Regions from separate parts of the Homo sapiens genome. Here region 2 is linked to region 1. The links are chromatin loops, found by intact Hi-C in ENCODE. Cell type or tissue: heart left ventricle. All regions are shown on one strand.

The links. Hi-C counts contacts between places; a loop is a spot of excess contacts. Peaks named below come from ENCODE experiments on the same cell type or tissue, not always from the same donor. Only the 100,000 strongest peaks of a DNase experiment are listed, where the experiment ranks them.
Region 2: it touches region 1 in a loop (5-fold over the local background); 48 of 110 quality-filtered maps call a loop at or near these places.

What each region holds. Positions count from the first base shown.
Region 1 is chr20:33,929,591-33,937,590 of GRCh38, reverse strand. No RefSeq gene overlaps it. Among named protein-coding and RNA genes, the nearest start is that of RALY, 60 kb to the left of the region's middle. RefSeq lists an enhancer at 3,893-4,393. In heart left ventricle, a CTCF peak has its summit at 3,974 (motif pointing left); a DNase peak (open chromatin) is centred at 3,980; H3K27ac peaks cover 332 bases.
Region 2 is chr20:34,126,655-34,134,654 of GRCh38, reverse strand. No RefSeq gene overlaps it. Among named protein-coding and RNA genes, the nearest start is that of EIF2S2, 18 kb to the right of the region's middle. RefSeq lists an enhancer at 4,658-4,952. In heart left ventricle, a CTCF peak has its summit at 4,813 (motif pointing right); a DNase peak (open chromatin) is centred at 4,881.

The DNA of each region.
Region 1 (8,000 bases):
ACTATGTATTGATTTAAAGTGAAATGTTAAGTAAATTAACAGTGGTGATACAAACATGGCAAATGTGAAGCTGTCTCCCAAATGCCTGAGGTCTAGGAAACGCTGACTTTAAAATAAATAAAATTAGGCTGGGCATGGTAGCTCACGCCTGTAATCCCAGAAGTTTGGGAGGCTGAGGCAAGCAGATCACTTGAGGTCAGGAGTTCAAGACCAGCCTGGCCAACATGGTGAAACCCCGTCTCTACTAAAATACGAAAATTAGCCAGGCATGGTGGTGTGCACCTGTAATCCCAGCTACTTGGGAAGCTGAGTCAGGAGAATTGATTGAACCTGGGAGGCGGGGTTTGCAGTGAGCCGAGTTCTACAGCGGGGGTTGCAGTGTGCCACTGCACTCCAGCCTGGGCAACAGAGCAAGACTATGTCTCAAATAAATAAATAAAGTAAAATAAAATACATAAAATTATTACTGGTTATTTTTTTAATTTCTTTTTTTTTATTCATGATCCTGCTCGTTCTATAAGGTGGTTATTTCTTAGGGTAATTTTTTTTCTTGAAGAACCCGTCTCGAATTCTCTAATAAAAAAACAGTGAGAAAATGGGAACTCAAATCTGAGACAGGGTTTGTGAGCCACCTTTTTAAAATGCACCCAAGTGTAATAAACACTTCTCACAAAGTCATTGTCCAAAAGGACAGCCCTTGAGTAATGGGAGGCACGGTTGAAAGAGTCACCCCGTGGTGGCTGATCTGAGAGGAATGAGCTGGACTCCAGTTAAGGCAGTTGTCCTCAAGCCTGGCAGGGCATAGTCACAGCTTTAAAAAAAGAAAAAAAAAAGCCCAGGCCCCACCCCAGGTCAATCACATCGGCATCTCTGAGGGCAGGATCTGGCACCTGTGTGCTTTGAAAGCTCCCAGGTGATTCCATGCCTGTCTGTCCTCTTGTTCCTCCTTGGTACAGAGGAGAGGGTATGGCTTTTGGGACAATACAGACCTGGGTTCAAATCTTTCCACTTGCATGCTGTGTGATCTTGAACTATTTATTTGACTGAATTTCCCAAATGCACGCAGCTCATCTGTACAATAAGAATCGTCATACCCGCGCCCCCCCCACCCCCACGGCTTAGGGTAGCTGTGACAATTCAATGACACAAGATTTGTCATGTGCCAACAAACAACATGCCAAACAACAGGGGTTCGGTACACTCTCATCCCCTCCTTTCCTCAGTGACACTCCCGCCACCCAGACGCTGGCACAGAATGAGTGTCTGGTAGTAGGACTTCAGCTCCCTTGAGGGATCAGAGGGTGAAGGTCTGAGCTGATTATTTTGGGGGATTAACAATACCTATGAATCAAATCCTTAATTCATTGTTTTCTATTTTTAATTAATATTTAATTATGTCAGTAAAATGGAACCATTCTTTAAAAAAAAATTATGAACGGAGCACAAGTTTTCTTTGCCCACCTTCTGCAATCCTGGTCCATGGCCCCTTTCCAAATATTGAACTTGGCAAGTGCCTTCCAGATCTTTCAAAAATATATTCACGCATTTTATAGGAACCCATAGAAAATATATAATATTATTTTGTATATTTTAGTAAATAAGTGGATTTTTTACCATATATATCATTATGCAGCTTTTCTTTATGCAACAGTGTATTTGCAAGACTTACTCATGTTGTTACATATGCCTGAGTTCATTCCTTTTAGCTCCTTGATAATGTTCTATCGTAAGAATTACCATAATTTATGTAATTATTTTCCTCTTGATAGACAGATTCTTTCCAACTTCTTACCATCACAATCACAGCTCCCGAGGACATCCTTGTATTTACCTCCACGTACTCATCTGTATTTTTAACCTTTAAAATTACTTTTTATTCGCTCTACAGTGGAATCAGCACTGGATTGGGGGTCCATGCACTTTGACCTGGTTGCCTGGCTCCTCTGAATCCTAGGCTCTCCCCTTGGCACAGATCTTTGCTCCTTTTCCACCACGATTCTCTTACCTTAACCACTGCAACTGCCTTGTCACTGAGCTCCCCATCTCTGGCCAGGTCTCTGGTTCCTCCCAATCCTCACCTAACATCAACCACCATGTCATTCTGCTTAAAATCCTCCATTGGCTGTAGAGCCTGGCTCCAGTGAGGGCAAAACCTGCCTGGGTGAAGCACAGAGGCCCAGGGCTGGGGAGCAGGGGGTCAGAGGGCAGGCAACGGCATTGAGAAGGGCCACAGGGGACAGCACAAAATCAACCTGCCTGGAGAACTCCCTGCTGACCACTCAAATACCCAACCCCATGAAGCCTACTGGGGCATAGCTGCCACTCCCACCTCCTGAACTTGCCTGGGACTGTGTCCTGCTACTATTTCACACTCTGCACCCTGACTTTTAGCATGTTATCTTCCTGCCGGACTCCCCTTGGGCCTGTGAACTCCTCAGAGGCCAGGAGTGTGTCTCTGAATCCTCAGCGGCCAATACAGGGATTGGCTTAAATAGCAGGTGCGACTCCATGTTTGTTGAACAATGGCATGAGCTTCCGCTTGAAGCTTGGTGGGCAGAGCAGCCCTGACAGGTGGTCAGCAGCAGGAGACCCCATGTAGGTGTCAACTGGGGATCCTGAAGTTGGCCAAGTATAGTTTGCAGCATCCAAAATGGCAGGGGGGTGCCAGACTGGTCCTAGCTGGGCTGGAGTCTCAGTTACCTATTGCTATTTAATACGCTACTCCACTCCAAATCTCAGTGGCTTAAAATGATGATGTTTATTGTATTAGTCACGGTTCTCTAGAGGGTCAGAACAAATAGGATATATATATGTATATATATATATATATAAAGGAGAGTTTATTAAGTATTAACTCACATAATCACAAGGTCCCACGATAGGCCGTCTGTAAGCTGAGGAGCAGAGAGCCAGTCTGAGTCCCAAAACTGAAGAACTTGGATGCTCAAGGGCAGGAAGCATCCAGCAGAGGAGAAAGATGTAGGCTGGGACGCTAGGCCCATCTCACCTTTTCACTTTTTTCTGCCTGCTTTATATTCTAGCCATGCTGGCAGCTGATTAGATGCTATCCACCCAGATTGAGGGTGGGTCTGCCTTTTCCAGCCCACTGACTCAAATGTTAATCTCCTTTGGTAACACCCTCACAGGCACACCCAGGATCAATACTTTGTATCCTTCAATCCAATCAAGTTGACACTCAGTATTAACCATTACAGTCCACCCTCCCTCCCTCCCTTCCTTCCTTCCTTCCTTTCTTTTTGGGACAGAGTTTCACTCTTGTTGCCCAGGCTGGAGGGCAATGGCTCAATCTCAGCTCACCGCAACCTCCGCCTCCCAGGTTCAAGCAATTCTCCTGCTTCAGGCTCCCAAGTAGCTGGGAGGCATGCGCCACCACACCTGGCTAATTTTGTATTTTTAGTAGAGACTGGGTTTCTCGGTGTTGGTCTGGCTGGTCTCAACCTCTCGACCTCAGGTTATCCACCTGAGCCTCCCAAAGTGCTGGGATTACAGGTGTGAGCCACCGGGCCTGGCCTTCATTACAGTTATTTCTTATGGTTCTAAGGGATGTCCAGACGCAGACGGGAAGTTCTGCTCCACAAGGTATTTTTGGGGATCACTCCCACATTCAGCTGGAGCTGGAACATTCAAGACACACATAGAAAGGTTCTGGCCCCTTCCCTATCCAGGGGCTCATCCCTGAACCTCAGCCTTAAATGGCTCCTCCCATTGCCCTGCCTCTGTGTTCCTTCCTCTATCCTGTCTTTGTGGCAGCCTTGGTTGTCAAGGAGTAGTTGGACCGGCTGGGCCCTGGCTGGGCCTGTCTCCAGAAGGTTAGTTGGATTTCTTTCTCAGTGGCTCAGGGCTCCAAGAGAACAGAAGCTGCTAGGCCTCTTACAAGCCAGGCATGGAACCGGCACAAGTGAAAGCAGGTCACAAGGCCAGCCCAAATTCTAGGGAGGAGAAATAGTGCCACCTCTTGACAGGAGCCTGCGTGTCCAGGGACAGGAGGCGTTGTTGGCGGCCATCTTTGGAGGCATCTCCCTCAGCTGGGAAAGGAAGCCTGAACCCTTGTTTTCCAGGTGCCAGCCTTTATCATCACCTTTATCTAGGTCTTAGGTGGGGTATTGGTAGGAGGAGGACAGGTGGTTGGTAATCCTGTGGGAGTGGCTCAGCATTTGTAGGGAAAAATCCAGAGTTGTTAAGAATTGCCTAGGCCAATTGCAGTGGCTAACAACTGTAATCCTAGCACTTTGGGAGGCCGAGGTGGGCGGATCACTTGAAGTCAGGAGTTTGAGACAAGCCTGGCCAACACGGTGAAACCCCATCTCTACTATAAATACAAAAAAAAAAAAAAAAAAAAAATTAGCTGGGCGTGGTGGTGGGTGCCTGTAATCCCAGCTACTCGATTCTCTAGCTGATGCAGGAGAATCACTTGAACCCGGGAGGTGGAGGTTGCAGTGAGCCGAGGTTGCAGTGAGCCAAGGTTGCACCACTGCACTCCAGCCTGGGCTACAGAATGAGACTCCAATCTCAAAAAAAAACAAAAAAGAATTGCCAAGGCCATCAAAAAGAGGAGGTAGATGAAGGGAACATAGAGGCAGGACAACGGTAGGAGGGGTCAAGGCTGGGGTTCAGGGCTAAACCTCTGGCTGGAGCAGGGGCCAGAATCCTCCTGCCTGTGTCGAAGATGGCCATCATGTCAGGCTGAACAACCATAACCTGATTTCAGCAAGAAGAGGTGAGAAGAAGCATCCAGAAGTTGCCCACCACTCTAATATGTCAAAGAGACCACAGGTCTCACCCCTCCCCACCCACCTGGGCTGGCACTGAACCCCTCACCTACTGGAATCATTTCTAAGCCCACCCCATCCCCATGCCCAGTTACGGACCAGACAGTTTCCTTGGTTTTTTTTTTTTTTTTTGAGACAGAGTTTTGCTCTTGTTGTCCAGGCTTGGGTGCAATGGCAGGATCTCGGCTCACCATAACCTCTGCCTCCCGAGTTCAAGCGATTCTCCTGCCTCAGCCTCCCAAAGTAGCTGGGATTATAGGCATGCACCACCACACCCAGCTGATTTTGAATTTTTAGTAGAGATGGGGTTTCTCCATGTTGGTCAGGCTGGTGTTAAACTCCCAACCTCAGGTAATCCACCCGCCTCGGCCTCCCAAAGTGCTAGGACTATAGGCGTGAGCCACCGCGCCCAGCCCAGTTTCCTTGTATTTCAATTGCCCCCAGTAATAGACTAAGAATATCTGTCCAGTCTCTCCTCCTAATAAATATTTGAACAGCGGTTTGTTAATTTTTCTTACCCTTCATGATGGAGATTAATTGCTATTTTACATTACATGCAACTTCTATTAGTTTGGGATTTGCTTCCTCAGTGATACCACAAACATTGGGCTTGAATAACACATTTTAACCTAGACAAGCTCATTAAATTCTTGAAGGTGCGTGGACAGAAAGGGGGGAGAACTGGCCCTAGTTTTGCAGTTTTGAGGGCATCAATTTAAATCCATCAGGCAAGTGCCAAACAGGTTTGGGGTTGGGACATGCTCGATGAGGAAGGATGGAGGTTACTGGAAGGACAGTCCTGTTCAGTCCTGCTGCATCTCAGGCCACCAGAACCAGCCCTTCCCCAGAACCAGCCCTTCCCCAGAACCAGCCCTTCCCCAGAACCAGCCCTTCCCCAGAACCAGCCCCACCCCACCTGGCTTCACCCTCAAAGTGTCCAGAGCCTTGGTGCCAAAGAGTTCACCCTGACCCAAATAGGACTGTTGAATCCTATTTTTTAGGGTCCAATTTTACTCCTTGGACCTGACAGTCCTGCTGAGAGGGGTAAAGTTTTCTCACCTGTAAACAGGAGTGGTCATGCCCATTATCATGTTCACCATCATTATTGTCATAAATATCATGCTACCCCTAGACCCAAGGGTTGGACCCTGCTAACACCTGGGATGCACCCCCACTTGTGACTATAGCACCCTATATTATTAAGAACCCCTCTAGTCTTGAAGCCAGCCAACCCAACCACTCCCACTCCTCTCTGACTCGAGACCCTGCTGGCTCCATTGCTTCCTCTCTCCTGCCTACACAGATTATGATCGTACTCCACTTTTTTTTTTTTTTTTTTTTTTTTTTTTTTGAGGCAGTCTTGCTCTGTCACCCAGGCTGGAGTGCAGTGGCACGATCTCAGCTCATTGTAACCTCTGCCTCCCGGGTTCAAGTGATTCTCGTGCCTCAGCCTCCCGAGTAACTGGGATTACAGGCACCTGCCCCCAAGCCTGGCTAGTTTTTGTATTTTTACTAGAGACGGGGTTTCGCCATGTTGGTCAGGCTGCTCTCAAACTCCTCACCTCAGGTGATCTACCTGCCTCACCCTCCCAAAGTGCTGGGATTACAGGCATGAGCCACCGCGCCTGGGCCAATACTATTTTAAGACCAAAGAATCTAAGACGTTTCATAGAGTTATAGAATCAGGTGTCTGTAAGTTATTCTTAGCTTCCTGAAAGACTCCTAACTTCTAGATCAGGGGTGCCCAATCTTTTGGCTTCCCTGGGCCACATTGGAAGAAGAATAGTCTTGGGCCACATGTAAAATACACTAACGGTAGCTGAAGAGCTTATATAATTTATACATCACAAAAAAAGTCTCATAACATCTTAAGAAAGTTGGGCCACATTCAAAGCTGCCCTGGGGTGCTTGCAGCCCACAGGTTGGACAAAATTGTTCTAGATCTTAACCTCTGGTGTTAATCATTTGACGCCTTTCAATTATGCTGAGAATGAGAAAACATACTTGAAGTCATAACCAGAAGCAGCTACGGAAGAAGTTGGTATTTAACACTAGTCATTAGTGCAGACTCCCACAGGTACGGTTCTTTTCCCTGTGGGTCTTTACATCTTTTTTTCCTCCAGGGGCCTCAGTCAGGCTCATCACAATTAACCAGAAAGGTTGTGATCATGTTTTACCTCAAAAGAAAAGGGCATGTGGCCTCGATTCCTGACCTTCTGGGTAGCTCCTGGCCTGTATGCAGATTTGCTCAACTTTCACTCTACAAACCATGGATTTATTTTGGGGGGCATATTTACATAGCCACAGAATGTCTTGGGGCTACCTTTCCCCCAGAGCAAGAGGCATCAACTTGCCTGATAATTCCATATTTGAGGGAAGAATCTGGAAGAGTCCAAGAGAATTTGCTGCATCTAGATAGGGAAGAGGCTAAACTAGCTTAGGTTCCAGAACACCTAACACCCCACTTATGTAACTACTTGGAGAGCCACGGGGGAGAGGCACAGGGCAGTGCTCATAGGTACCAGAACTAGAGACTCAGGAACCCAGAAACCCTTTCCCTCTCTTGGAATCCACGTTTCCCTCTCTCCCCTCCCACGCCAGCTTCCTCTGCCCGTATCTCCACATCATGTCCACATGCCACCTAACTGTTTGGGTTCCCCCAGAAGCTGACCTTGAGACAGAGGTTCAAGGGCAAGTCATTTACTTGGGAGGTGATCCCAGGAAGTACCAGTAGGGGAGTGGCAAAGTGAGACAGAGAAAAGAAAGGCACATGATCAAGCCAGTTACCCCGTGGGCAATGGGAGCCCATTCCTGCCCGGGGATGCTGGAGACAGTGTAGATCATGGAAGCAGAGTTGCCCCACCCCAGGCAAGGGAGCTGGGTCTGTATCCCATCAGTCATTGGTGGAGGGCTGCTTCTGGCCATTAACCCTCTAGTAGGCTTTCCCTGCATGCAGGTGGACGTGCCCTCAGCAGAAAGCAGCCAGATAAAAGCCCTCAGGTGGGAGGTGGCAGGTGTTTGCGATTATACCTTCAGGGGGTAGAGCTGAGGGTCTTGCAGACATAGGCAGGGCACCAGCCATGGTGGCTCCCTTGCCCCAGCCCAGATGCTGTGTGAATTTTCATCTCAAGCCCTTTGTTATGGGCTGAATTGTGTCCCCTAAAATTCATATATTGAAGCCTTAATCCCCAGTACCTCCGTATCTGAAGA
Region 2 (8,000 bases), 200 kb before region 1:
AGGTCAATAGTATAAGATGGCTTACGGTCTTTTGTTCCTATAACTTGATTTCCAGACCAAATTCCAATGTGGTGCGAGGCCACATAAGCCTCCATAATTCTAGATGTTCAGGACCAATGACAGGACTTATTATCTTTGGTCTTGTAGCAGAGATTCCTTTTTCTGCCCATTCCCAAGGGTAGGGAGATTCTAACCTTTTGTACTTATTTTTATCTAAACCTTCTCTGAAGTCACTGTTCACAGCCGGACTCACATGTGCACTGGAACAAGATTGAGTTTGTCCTGTGCAACTGCGGTAGAATTGACCTCGAGATGCCCAATCTATAATAGTTCTGAATTCATTGTTTTGTAGTATCACCGCACTATCAGCCACACATTCTTCCCAAACTAAAACTTCTGGGCTTTTTGATCCTTTGGGAATTTCCTTGGGCCAAGGCTTCCCCTTAGACTTAGATTATAATGATCTTTAATAAGAAGGGTCCTGTAAATAATTTACCTGTGGCCTGAGTGACATTCCACTCACCATGTGATAAGTAAATCTACTGGTGGTACTGACAGTAGGTACTTCTACCAACCAATTTTGGGTTTCAGGCATTAAGCATCCTTGTGCCCTCCCTAGGCAAATAGGAGTATAACGATACTCAATTGAAATATTCATCATCATTCCTTCTTCCTCGAGTTGGGCAGGGCAACGATCCTCTATGGGGCCAGGTACCCATGCACTATTATTAACATATACTTCAATAGGATTATCCATCCATGTGACTGCCCGAATTAAGGGTGGGAAAGGCACATAGGCCCAGTAGGTATAATTAGCTGCAGCTGCTCCTGCAGACATGGGGTGACTTACCACTGTTGATACAATCATCAAAGCTGCAAGCAGCATACTCTCTGGAGTTTGTGTCACCCTTGTGTTCTCTAGGCTTTTTTCAGAGAACTGTGTCAGCTTTTTCTTTTTTTTTTTGTTTTTTTTTTTTTGTTTTTTTTTTTAATTTTTATTGATCATTCTTGGGTGTTTCTCACAGAGGGGGATTTGGCAGGGTCATAGGACAATAGTGGAGGGAAGGTCAGCAGATAAACAAGTGAACAAAGGTCTCTGGTTCTCCTAGGCAGCGGCCTTCCGCAGTGTTTGTGTCCCTGGGTACTTGAGATTAGGGAGTGGTGATGATTCTTAACGAGCATGCTGCCTTCAAGCATCTGTTTAACAAAGCACATCTTGCACCACCCTTAATCCATTTAACCATGAGTGGACGCAGCACATGTTTCAGAGAGCACAGGGTTGGGGGTAAGGTCACAGATCAACAGGATCCCAAGGCAGAATAATTTTTCTTAGTACAGAACAAAATGAAAAGTCTCCCATGTCTACCTCTTTCTACACAGACACCGCAACCATCCGATTTCTCAATCTTTTCCCCACCCTTCCCCCCTTTCTATTGCACAAAGCCGCCATTGTCATCCCGGCCCGCTCTCAATGAGCTGTTGGGCACACCTCTCAGACGGGGTGGTGGCCAGGCAGAGGGGCTCCCCACCTCCCAGCAGGGGCGGCCGGGCAGAGGCGTCCCTCACCTCCCGGACGGGGCGGCTGGCCGGGCAGGGGGCTGACCCCCTCACCTCCCTCCCGGACGGGGCGGCTGGCCGGGCAGAGGGGCTCCTCACTTCCCAGTAGGGGCGGCCGGGCAGAGGTGCCCCTCACCACCCGGACGGGGCAGCTGGCCGTGCGGGGGGCTGACCCCCCCACCTCCCTCCCGGACGGGGCGGCTGGCCGGGCGGGGGACTGACCCCCCCACCTCCCTCCCGGATGGGGCGGCTGGCCGGGCAGAGGGGCTCCTCACTTCCCAGTTGGGGCAGCCAGGCAGAGGCACCCCTCACCTCCCGGATGGGGCGACTGGCCGGGCGGGGGGCCGACCCCCCCACCTCCCTCCTGGACGGGGCGGCTGGCCTGGCGGGGGCTGACCCCCACCTCCCTCCCGGAGGGCCCCCCACCTCCCTCCCGGACGGGGCAGCTGCCGGGCGGAGGCGCTCCTCACTTCCCAGAAGGGGCGCCTGCCGGGTGGAGGGGCTCCTCACTTCTCAGATGGGGCACCTGCCGGGCGGAGGGGCTCCTCACTTCTCAGACGGGGCAGCCGGGCAGAGACGCTCCTCACCTCCCAGATGGGGTGGCGGCCGGGCAGAGGTGCTCCTCACATCCCAGACGGGGCAGCGGGGCAGAGACGCTCCCCACATCTCAGACGATGGGCGGCCGGGCAGAGACGCTCCTCACTTCCTAGATGGGATGGCGGCCGGGAAGAGGCGCTCCTCACTTCCCAGACTGGGCAGCCGGGCAGAGGGGCTCCTCACATCCCAGACGATGGACGGCCAGGCAGAGACGCTCCTCACTTCCCAGACGGGGTGGCGGCCGGGCAGAGGCTGCAATCTCCGCACTTTGGGAGGCTAAGGCAGGCGGCTGGGAGGTGGAGGTTGTAGCTAGCCGAGATCACGCCACTGCACTCCAGCCTGGGCAACATTGAGCACTGAGTGAACGAGACTCCGTCTGCAATCCCGGCACCTCGGGAGGCTGAGGCTAGCAGATCACTCGCGGTTAGGAGCTGGAGACCAGCCCGGCCAACCCAGCGAAACCCCGTCTCCACCAAAAAAATACGAAAACCAGTTAGGCGTGGCGGCGCGTGCCTGCAATCCCAGGCACTCAGCAGGCTGAGGCAGGAGAATCAGGCAGGGAGGTTGCAGTGAGCCGAGATGGCAGCAGTACAGTCCAGCTTCGGCTCGGCATCAGAGGGAGACCGTGGAAAGACAGGGAGAAGGAGACCGTGGGGAGAGGGAGATGGAGACAGAGATGGAGAGGGAGGGGGAGAGGGAGAGGGAAAGGGAGAGTTCTTTTTTGTTTAACCAATTGAGTTTTGAGTGTTCTATTAGTTCTTTCAACTATGGCCTATCCTTGGGAATTATAGGGAATTCCTGTTGTATGTGTAATTTTCCACTGATTTAAGAATTTTTGGAATGTTTTACTACAGTATCCTGGCCCATTGTCAGTTTTAATTTTTTCCAGAACTCCCATGAGAGCAAAACAATATAATAAATGTCTTTTAACATGGGAAGTACTTTCTCCTGTCTCGCAAGTTGCCCATACGAAATGTGAATAAGTATCAACTGTCACATGGACAAATGATAATTTTCCAAATGAAGATACATGTGTGACATCCGTTTGCCATAACGCATTAGGACATAGACCTCTGGGATTAACTCCCGCCTCTTGAGTGGGCAGGTGTAGGACTTGACTCTGGGTGCAATGTTGTACAATATTTTTTGCCTGTTTCCATGAGATATCAAATTTATTTTTAATCCTGCTGCATTTACATGAGTCAAAGCATGAAGTTCTTGTGCTTTTATGAATGCAGATGATACCAGTAAGTCAGCTTGTTCATTTGCTTTAGTTAAAGACCCTGGTAAATTAGTGTGTGCTTCAATGTGAGTAATACAAAATGGGAAATTTCTTTTTCTCACAGTTTGTTGTAATAAGTTGAACAGCTGGTTTAACTGATCATCAATACTATATTTGATTAGGGCTGTCTCAACATCCCTTGTAGCCTGTACTACATATGCAGAATCTGATACAATATTAATAGGCTGATTAAAATCTTGTAACACTGTAATGACTGTAACCAACTCTGCTCTTTGAGCCCAGTGATATTGAGTTTCGATGACTTGTTCTTTTGGCCCAATGTAAGCTGCTTTTTCATTGCTGGAACCATTAGTAAACACCGTCAGAGCATTTTCTAAAGGTTCATGTCTGGTAATTTTAGGTAAAATCCAAGTAGTCAATTTTAAAAACTGGAAGGTTTTTGTTTTTGGGTAATGATTGTCAATAATTCCCACAAAATCAGCAAGACCAGTCTGCCATGTACAAGAATTGATAAAGGCTTGTCTAACCTGTTCCTTGTTTAAAGGAACAATGATTTTGTCTGGGTCACTTCCACACAATTTTATTATTCATAACCTTGCCTGACCAATTAATGTAGCTATTTGATGCAATGTAAAAGTCTTAATTGTACTGTGAGGAAGGAATGACCACTCCACAAGATCAGTATTTTGAACAATGATGCCTGTCAGAGAATGTGCAGTAGCAAAAATCAAAAGTTGGAGTGGGACCAAGGGATCTATTCTATTTACTTGTGCTGACCAAATTTTTTCTTCAACTAATTCAATTTCTTTTGCTGCCTCTGGGGTCAATATTCTTTTACTATTTAAGTCCGGGTCCCCTCTTAAGATAGAGAACAAATTTGACATGGCATAAGTAGGAATGCCTAAAATTGGCCAAATCCAATTAATATCTCCTAGCAATTTTTGAAAGTCATTTAATGTTTTTAATGTGTCTTTTCTTATTTCTATTTTTTGTGGTTTAATTTTTCTATTTTTTACCTGCATCTATGTTAACTGGGATTGGCGGCCCTATTTTTGCGGATCTGTTGTTGTACCCCATCAATCCACCAGGTCTTAAATTGTAAAAATTGAGAAGGTGAGAGTGATGATTTGGCCAAAATTTCCCAGTCATAAGGAATAAGTCTATTTCCATGAGCAATGGAATCTAATAATGTTCTCATATAAGGAGAATTGGGTCCATACTGTTTTACTCCCTCTTTCATGTCTTTTAGCATTTTTATAGAAAAGGACTCATATCTGGCATCAGCTTGGGGAGGGCCCTTCTCCAGGTAGTATGGGCTCTAATATTACTTGAAATTAAAACGCCTCAGTATCTCTCCTTGTTTTCTTGCCTTCTCAATAATTTCATGTAATGCACCATCCTGTCCACTAGGTGGTGGTGTAGGATTAAGTCTCATAGTGGGCAGCTGAGGCTATATCGCCGTGCGTGCCCTGTGGTGCTGGAAACGTTCCTGGCTGTCCATACTGATTTTCTGGGGGGCGGCTGATACTGAAGTTCGGCTGGCGGTCAGTATTGATAGGGTACTGGCGGTTGGGTCTTACTTTCTACCAGCTGATATTGTGAATACTGTATCTGGATTGGCATTGCTGTGATAGAGACTATCCTTTTCTATCTGATATTCTCTTGGGGTTTGTACTTGTCTAACCTGCATTTGAGGTTGTAATGTTACGGGCATCTGAACTGTGGGAGGAGGAGTTGGCCATCGTGGGTTAGACTCTGATGGCCCCAATAGTTCTAGACCTTTTCCCCCCAATTTTGATGGTTCATAATATATTACCTCCTGTAATTGGTTGTAGTCAACATTTTCCGTTGACTGAGCCATTACACTCTTCTACCCTTTTTTTCTTTTTTTTTTTTTCGAGACGGAGTCTCGCTCTGTTGCCCAGGCTGGAGTGCAGTGGTGCCATCTCGGCTCACTGCAAGCTCCGCCTCCCAGGTTCACGCCATTCTCCTGCCTCAGCCTCCCGAGTAGCTGGGACTACAGACACCTGCCACGACGCCTGGCTAAGTTTTTGTATTTTTTTAGTAAAGACAGGGTTTCACTGTGTTAGCCAGGACGGTCTCGATCTCCTGACCTTGTGATCCATCCGCCTCGGCCTCCCACAGTGCTGGGATTACAGGTGTGAGCCACTGCGCCCAGCCAGACTCATCTACCTTTTTATACTGTGAACCTTGCGTTACTTTCTTGAATTCTGTCCCTGCCTCTTCCTCACAATCTATTACACAGCTTTCAGGGGCATCAGAAACTGAAACGCTATCTTCTTCTGTTTGAAATGATTCTAAACCTATTTTAATAATGGCCCAATCATTCCATACTGTAAGTGGGATGATTTTATCCTCCCTATTTGCTTGTTTTAATTCTTTGCCAATTTTTTCCCAGTCTTTTAGATCTAACGTTCCCTATTCTGGAAACCATAGGCAGAATTGTTCTATTGTTTGAAATAGCATGATTAGATTTCTGTGGAGGCTCTAACTCCCCCTCTTCTTAAAATAACTTTAATAAAGCTGAGATAAGAGGCATATTTGCTTTCAGTTTGACCCATTCTTACCCTGGGTTTCTCTGAGTGCACAAGCTTACCACAAGGCTGATCATGGAAGTCTTCGGGAATCTCTCGTCGATTTGTCTTCAATGATCACACTCTAGCGTATCTTCACCGTAGAGAAAGGAACCCACATTGGGCACCAGATGAAGAGGGCCTGCCCCTGCACACCTGTGGGTATTTCTCGCAAGGTGGAGACGAGAGACTGAGAAAAGGAAATAAGACATAGAGACAAAGTATAGCGGAAGAAAAATGGGCCCAGGGACCGGCGCTCAGCAAGTGAGGACCTGCACCAGCGCTGGTCTCTGAGTTCCCTCAGTATTTATTGATCACTATCTTTACTATCTCAGCAAGGGGAATGTGGCGGGGCTATAGGGTGAAGGTGGGGAGAGGATCAGCAGAAGACCATGTGAGCAAAGACTCTGTGTCATGAATAAGTTTAAGAAAAGGTGCTGTGCCTGGATGTGCACAATCGCTAGATTTATGTTTAAGCTTACATAAACACCTCAGTGCAGTAAAGAGTAACAGAGCAGTATTGCCGCCATGATGTCTCATCTCCAGCCATAAGGAGGTTTTCTCCTATCTCAGTAAATAGAATGTATGGTCGGGTTTTACACCGAGACATTCCATTCCCAGGGACGTGCAGGAGACAGATGCCACACTCTTATCTCTACCGCATAGAGGCCTTCCTATTTCACTAATCTCCTTAGCACAGACCCTTTACGGGTGTCGGGCTGGGGGGCTGTAAGGTCTTTCCCTCCCCACGAGGCCATATCTCAGGCTGTCTCAGTCCGGGGAAACCTGGACAATACCCAGGCTTTCTTGGGCAGGGGTCCCTGCGGCCTTCCACAGTGCATTGTGTCCCTGATTAATAGAGAATGGAGAATGGCGATGACTTTCACAAAGCATACTGCCTGCAAACACATTTTTTTTTTTTTTTGAGAAGGAGTGTTGCGCTGTCGCCCAGGCTGGAGTGCAGTGGCACGATCTCGGCTCACTGCAAGCTCTGCCTCCTGGGTTCATGCCATTCTCCTGCCTCAGCCTCCCGAGTAGCTGGGACTACAGGCGCCTACCACCACGCCCAGCTAATTTGTTGTATTTTTAGTAGAGACGGGATTTCACCGTGTTAGCCAGGATGGTCTTGATCTCCAGACCTCGTGATCTGCCCGCCTCAGCCTCCCAAAGTGCTGGGATTACAGGTGTGATTTTTTTTTTTTTTTTTTTTTTGAGACGGAGTCTTGCTCTGTCACCCAGGCTGGAGTGCAGTGGCTCAATCTCGGCTAACTGCAAGCTCCGCCTCCCAGGTTCATGCCATTCTCCTGCCTCAGCCTCCCGAGTAGCTGGGACTACAGGGGCCCGCCACCACGCCTGGCTAATCTTTTGTATTTTTAGTACAGACAGGGTTTCACCATATTAGCCAAGATGATCTCGATCTCCTGACCTCATGATCTGCCCGCCTCGGCCTCCCAAAGTGCTGGGATTACAGGCATGAGCCACTGCGCCTGGCTGCAAAAACATTTTTAACAAAGCACATCCTGCACAGCCCTAAATCCCTTAAAACTTGAGTCAATACAGCACATGTTTTTGTGAGCACAGGGTTGGGACAAGAGTTACAGATTAACAGCATCTCAAAGCAGAACAATTTTTCTTAGTACAGATCAAAATGGAGTTTCTTTTGTCTTACTTTTTCTAGATAGACACAGTAACAGTCTGATCGCTCTTTCTTTTCCCTATACATTTTGAGTTGATTTTTTGCGTATGGTGAGAGACAGGAGTTTAGTTTCATTCTTCTGGATATGGATATCCAGTTTTCCCAACAACATTTTTCCCCAATGTATGTGCTTGGTACCTTTGTCAAAAATCAATTGGCTGTACGTGGATTTATTTCTGGGTTCTCTTTTTGTTCCCTTGGTCTGTGTTTTTATATCAATACCATGCTGTTTTGGTTATTAGAGCCTTGCAGTATATTTTAAATTCAGGTGGTGTGATGCCTCTAGCTTTGTTCTTTTTGCTTAGGATTGCTT